Linked DNA regions of Homo sapiens: region 2 is linked to region 1. Evidence: read pairs that join two places in POLR2A ChIA-PET (ENCODE). Cell type or tissue: PC-3. All regions are shown on one strand. Each heading gives the region's core, and the rest is flanking DNA. Links, peaks and the distances in the headings are about the cores only.

What was found. Peaks named below come from ENCODE experiments on the same cell type or tissue, not always from the same donor. Only the 100,000 strongest peaks of a DNase experiment are listed, where the experiment ranks them.
Region 2: POLR2A ChIA-PET joins it to region 1 with 8 read pairs; 3 of 35 experiments call an interaction of 5 or more read pairs at or near these places.

Annotation. Positions count from the first base shown.
Region 1 is chrX:123,776,770-123,779,682 of GRCh38, forward strand. No RefSeq gene overlaps it. Among named protein-coding and RNA genes, the nearest start is that of THOC2, 45 kb to the left of the region's middle. RefSeq lists an enhancer at 1,208-2,000. In PC-3, for the core only: a CTCF peak has its summit at 1,168 (motif pointing right); a DNase peak (open chromatin) is centred at 1,162; H3K27ac peaks cover 316 bases.
Region 2 is chrX:123,591,662-123,594,574 of GRCh38, forward strand. No RefSeq gene overlaps it. Among named protein-coding and RNA genes, the nearest start is that of THOC2, 140 kb to the right of the region's middle. In PC-3, for the core only: no CTCF peak of the experiment used is centred there; no DNase peak of the experiment used is centred there.

The DNA.
Region 1 (2,913 bases), core at 139-2,638:
GATAAAGTCTCTCTGTAGCCCAGGCTGGAGTGCGGTGGTGTGATCACAGCTCGCTGTAGCCTGGAACTCCTGGGCTCAAGCAAGCCTCCTGCCTCAGCCTTCCGAGTAGCTGGAACTATAGGCACGCACCACCATAACCGCCTAATTTTTTAATTTTTTATTTATTTATTTTTTTTTGAGATGGAGTTTTTGCTCTGTTGCCCAGGCTGGAGTGCAGTGGCATGATCTCGGCTCACTGAAACCTCTGCCTCCTGGGTTCAAGCGATTCTCCTGCCTCAGCCTCCCAAGTAGCTGGGATTACAGGCGCCTGCCACCACACCCGGCAAATGTTTGTATTTTTACTAGAGACGAGGTTTCACCATGTTGGCCAGGCTGGTCTCGAACTCTTAACCTCAGGTGATCTACCCTCCTCGGCCTCCCAAAGTGCTAGGATTACAGGCGTGAGCCACCACGCCTGGCCGTGATCTACTTTTAATTTGGACTAGTGTAACTCCTTCATGCAATAAACTGAAAAGAGTCATTTTGTCTGTCAGGCCTCTGAGCCCAAGCTAAGCCATCATATCCCCTGTGACCTGCACGTATATATCCAGATGGCCTGAAGCAACTGAAGAATCACAAAAGAAGTGAAAATGGCCTGTTCCTGCCTTAACTGATGGCCTTACCTTGTGAAATTCCTTCTCCTGGCTCATCCTGGCTCAAAAGCTCCCCCACTGAGCACCTTGTGTCCCCCACCCCTGCCAGCCAGAGAACAACCCCCTTTGACTGTAATTTTCCACCACCTACCCAAATCCTATAAAACGGCCCCACCCCTATCTCCCTTCGCTGACTCTCTTTTCGGACTCAGCCTGCCTGCCCCCAGGTGATTAAAAAGCTTTATTGCTCACACAAAGCCTGTTTGGTAGTCTCTTTACAGCTCACACAAAGCCTGTTTGGTAGTCTCTTTACACGGACGCGCGTGAAATTGTCTATTCTTGAAGTACCTCATTTAAACAAAGGTCAAGGAGTAGGCACCTGGTAGTATCAAGCCTGAAACAAAGCAATAACGTGATGTTTCACCCAAGCCCAGAGTCCTAAGATCACAGACGACTAGGCTGTGTCTGGCAAGAAGCTCCTCAGCTCCCTCTCTGCAGTTCCCTGCCCTAAGCGAATGTCACCACCTGCTGAGAGCAACAGCAGCAGTACCACTAGAGGGAGCCTTTGGTGGTAAAAGAAAGATCCCCTGGTATCTCCAACCTAACCAAGAGGGCAGAGCTTAGAGAGGATACCTTCCCTTTGGTGAGGTGACAGGATATCTGGCTTGCCACAGATATCTTTTTTTTTTTTTTTTTTTTTTTGAGACGGAGTCTCGCTGTGTCCCCCAGGCTGGAGTGCAGTGGCGCGATCTCGGCTCACTACAAGCTCTGCCTCCCGGGTTCCCGCCATTATGCTGCCTCAGCCTCCCGAGTAGCTGGGACTACAGACGCCAGCCACCACGCCCGGCTAATTTTTTTGTATTTTTAGTAGAGACGGGGGTTTCACCGTGTTAGCCAAGATGGTCTCGATCTCCTCACCTCGTTATCCGCCCGCCTCGGCCTCCCAAAGTGCTGGGATTACAGGCGTGAGCCACCGCGCCCGGCCCACAAAGATCTTTTTGACCAGACATATGCTAGCTAAGGGATGTCCAAACACCAGAATGTGAAGCCAACCTTCCATCAGACTTAAACTTTTGACAGGAGAACAAATCTCAAACTGATGAATCAGTCATGTAGCTAGCTAGCTATAGAGCTTTCAACTTAAATTAGCAGCAGCTGCCCAATGCCATGTGAAGTAACAAACTGGTTTTTGGGTTTTTTTCCCTTTGGTTTTAATGTTATGTGTAATATATACATATATATATATATATATATATATATATTTTTTTTTTTTTTTTTTTTTTTTTTTTGGTTGAGACGGAGTCTTGCTCAGTCGCCCAGGCTGGAATGCAGTGGCGCGATCTCGGCTCACTGCAAGCTACGCCTCCCGGGTTCACGCCATTCTCCTGCCTCAGCCTCCCGAGTAGCTGGGACTACAGGCGCCCACCACCACACCCAGCTAATTTTTTTTGTATTTTTAGTAGAGACGGGGGTTTCACCATGTTAGCCAGGATGGTCTCGATCTCCTGACCTTGTGATCCAAAAAGTACTGTGCAGTTTTAAAATCAGAATGGTGATAAATATATAAATTAATTTGGGAATAATTACTACTTTTGCAAAATTCAATCCTTTGCTGTCCCTCTAGATTAATTTTAGTCTCTTTTTTTTTTTTTTTTTTTTTTGAGACAGAGTCTTGCTCTGTCGCCCAGGCTGGAGTTGGAGTGCAGTGGCGTGATCTCGGCTCACTGCAAGCTATGCCTCCCGGGTTCACGCCATTCTCCTGGCTCTCAGCCTCCCGAGTAGCTGGGACTACAGGCGCCCGCCATCATGTCTGGCTAATTTTTTTTTCTTTTTTTTTTTTTTTGTATTTTTTAGTAGAGACGGGGTTTCACCGTGTTAGCCAGGATGGTCTCGATCTCCTGACCTCATGATCCGCCCGCCTCGGCCTCCCAAAGTGCTGGGATTACAGGCGAGAGCCACCGCGCCCGGCCTAGTCTCCTTTATATAGGTGTTACACAATTTCTTCATTAATATCGTATTTATGAGTCACCTATAATGTGCAAGGCACTGTTTGTTCTTGTATGCTGGACATACAAGAATATGTCCCTGTTTTCATGAAGTTTACAATCTAGCTGGGGAGGGAGACAACATTTTTAAAAACAAGTAGCCGAGTGCGGTAGCTCACGCCTATAATCCTTGCACTTTGGGAGGCTGAGGCGGACGGATCATGAGGCTAGGAGTTTGAGACCAGCCTGACCAACATGGTGAAACCCCCTCTCTACTAAAAATACAAAAATTAGCC
Region 2 (2,913 bases), core at 211-2,710, 190 kb before region 1:
GCAGGGAGCAATGGGATGTAGCCCTTGAAATATTCCTAATGACCATCTTTTAATATACTGATTCTAAAATGATTAGAGAAGGATTACATGAAAGGTCTCTCTGGCTGATGTCTTCTATTACACAAAATGTTCTTTCTTCAAAGGTTAGCATATTCTTGTTTCTAGGACACCAGACATCAATATTTCCTGTCTGCCAACAGAACTGAAGGGTTAGAGACCCTGGGAAAATTTGTCATGTAAATTGACTCAATTAGTCTTATTTTAGTTATAACGAGAAAATGTATTTGAAAAATTAAAACTCCAATCTTTTGTTTTAATGGAGACAGTGTCTCTGTTGTCCAGGCTGGAGCACAGTGGCACAATCATAGCTCACTGCAGCCTTGACCTCCTGGGCTCAAGCAATCCTCCCACCTCTACCTCCTGAGTAGCTGAGACTACAGGCATGTGTCCACCATGTCTAATTTTTTTTATTTTTTTTAGAAATGGGGTCTTGCTATGTTGCCCAGGCTGGTTTTGAATTCCTAGGCTCAAAGGATCCTTCCACCTCAGCCTCCCCAAGTGCTGGGATTAAGGCGTGAGTCACTGCATGCAGCCTAACTCCAATGTTTTTAAAAGTTGCTCTAAGCTGATATCCTTCCCAGAATAATGACCTCTACCACCAAAATAGAAGAGAGTATTTCCTTCAGCCAACACATTTTCTGTCAAAAATAATTATACCAACCTTGAAAAGAAAAAAAAAAATCTCTATTTGTCCAGAGTTATAGAAAAGGAGTGACACTCATTTTTGATATAGAGACCAACCTGCAAATCCATTTACTCAGGCTCCCTAGTGGGGAAAGCCTGTCTGATTAGCTTAATAACGATCTGTAATGAGCTGTATTCCAAAATTTATCTGTAAGTGAACTGTTTTAGAACATATTTTCCCATAAAAACAAAGGGTGGTTAGAGTTTTTAGACCAGCTCCCAGAAGCCTATGACCTCAACCATGGGACCACTAGTACTAGTCTGTATTCTGGATCCTAAGAGCAATAGGCTGCAGTGCAGGAGAGAAGAGGAAAAAGGTCTCCTTTCCCTTCCTTTCACAGAGCAATTTAGAAAAAAATTTCCCAAAAGGCCAAGCTGAGGTGTGGCACCCTCTGTTCTGCTAATATTCCTCTCCCAGTGTCTTTTAACCTCTCTCAAGCCCCTCAAAGCTACCACAACCCTGAATGTGTGTTGGGGAAGAGGAGTACGGTAGGCTGAGCAACATTAGGGACTCAGCTATGATGGACTGTGTATAAGACATGGACACCAACTCTAGATAAACTGAGATACAGAACAAGGGCTCTGTTTATGGAACTTGGATGCACAGGTAGAGTTAGCCATAAGAGGCAGGAGAAAAATCCTACAACCAAAATCTGCACCCAAAGTTGAAGCTGTACCGGCAGCAAAGCTAATCCTGAGCTGCTGAAACACTTGTGTAGCACTGTTCGTACTCCTCCAGCCCAGGGACAGGATTGAACCCACAGTGTAAGTTTGGTGCTCAATTTAGAGAAGGTTAATGGTCCAGGTGAGATGAACTAAAGATCCATGAGGGCAATGAGTCAAGCAGGTAATAATGATGTTTATCTGATCAAAAAGATTTCTATTCATTTGGAGGAAATGACAAATTGGTCATTCTTTCAATAAATATTTATTGAATACTTACAATATGCCATGTACTACGTTAGAGGCTGGCATTACACAGTCCCTGCTCTCATGGAGCTTATATTCTCGATGAATGTGGAAGAGTTCAGAGGGACCAAATAAATCCTCAATGAAGAGGAAAAAGAGGGAAAAGCACGACTGCTCCAAAGCCACTACTGCTTAGACTTCCAAACAAGCCACCTCATGTTTTGGAGATAATTGTAAAGTATGACCTAGTCAACTATTCAAGAGTTGAATAGTTAAAATATTATTTGGGACACATTTCACCTACACTGAAACTGAGGTAAACCAAGCAAATACAAAACTCAGAAGTTTAACTTCACAAATCAGCCCAAGGTAAAACCAACTGGGCTAGGTCCTTTTTGGCAACTTTCCCACCTCTCCTTTCACCTTCAAGGAACCATCTGGGCTACCCATTGTGGCTCCCTTCCCAGGATAAGGCTTTGTCCTTTTCACTGACTTTTGCCTATGTACATTTACCTGCCCAACCTCCCAGGGCTTTCCTAGGTATAGGAAATAGGAGCATGATGGGGTATCATCAGAAATCATCCATATTTCAGTGCTAGTGTGAGAACTGATTGCCCCCTCACAAAATACCTTACCTCAACGAATATGGAAATCTCCAGAAGTCTCTGTAAAGTGCTTAACTATGAGAATTTCTCATACCACAGCTAGCTAGTAGATGTTTTAGAGCTAAGGCCTTTAGAGGCCCACTCAAACCACACTTGTACAACCACCTGCACCTTACATGTGTGTACATAACCAGGTCTAGAACCCAAAACCTTTGAAGAGTTGATATCACAATGAGTTCTCCATCCCCTAATTTTTAAAAACTAATATTTCTCAAGCTCTACATAAAAATGTGTGCCAGGCCCCATCTAAGCACTTTGCATAAATGTCATTTAATCCTCAGGACAACCTTATGAAATGGTTATTAGCCTCATTTTATAAATGAGAAAACTGACGCACAATCCTTTTAAAAGAAGGCAGGAAAAGAAAAAAAAAGAGAGAAGATGCAACAAACAGAAAATACCAGGATATCAAATGTAAACAGAACCATATTGATAATTACATTAAATGTATGGCGTAAACTTTCAAACTAAAGGCAGAGATTGTCAAATTGGATTAAAAACCAAGAAACTCATTTTCAATATAAAGAAAAAGAATAGAAAATATCCTATGCAAACACAAGAAAAAGAAAGCTAGAGAGGTTATATTAATATCAAA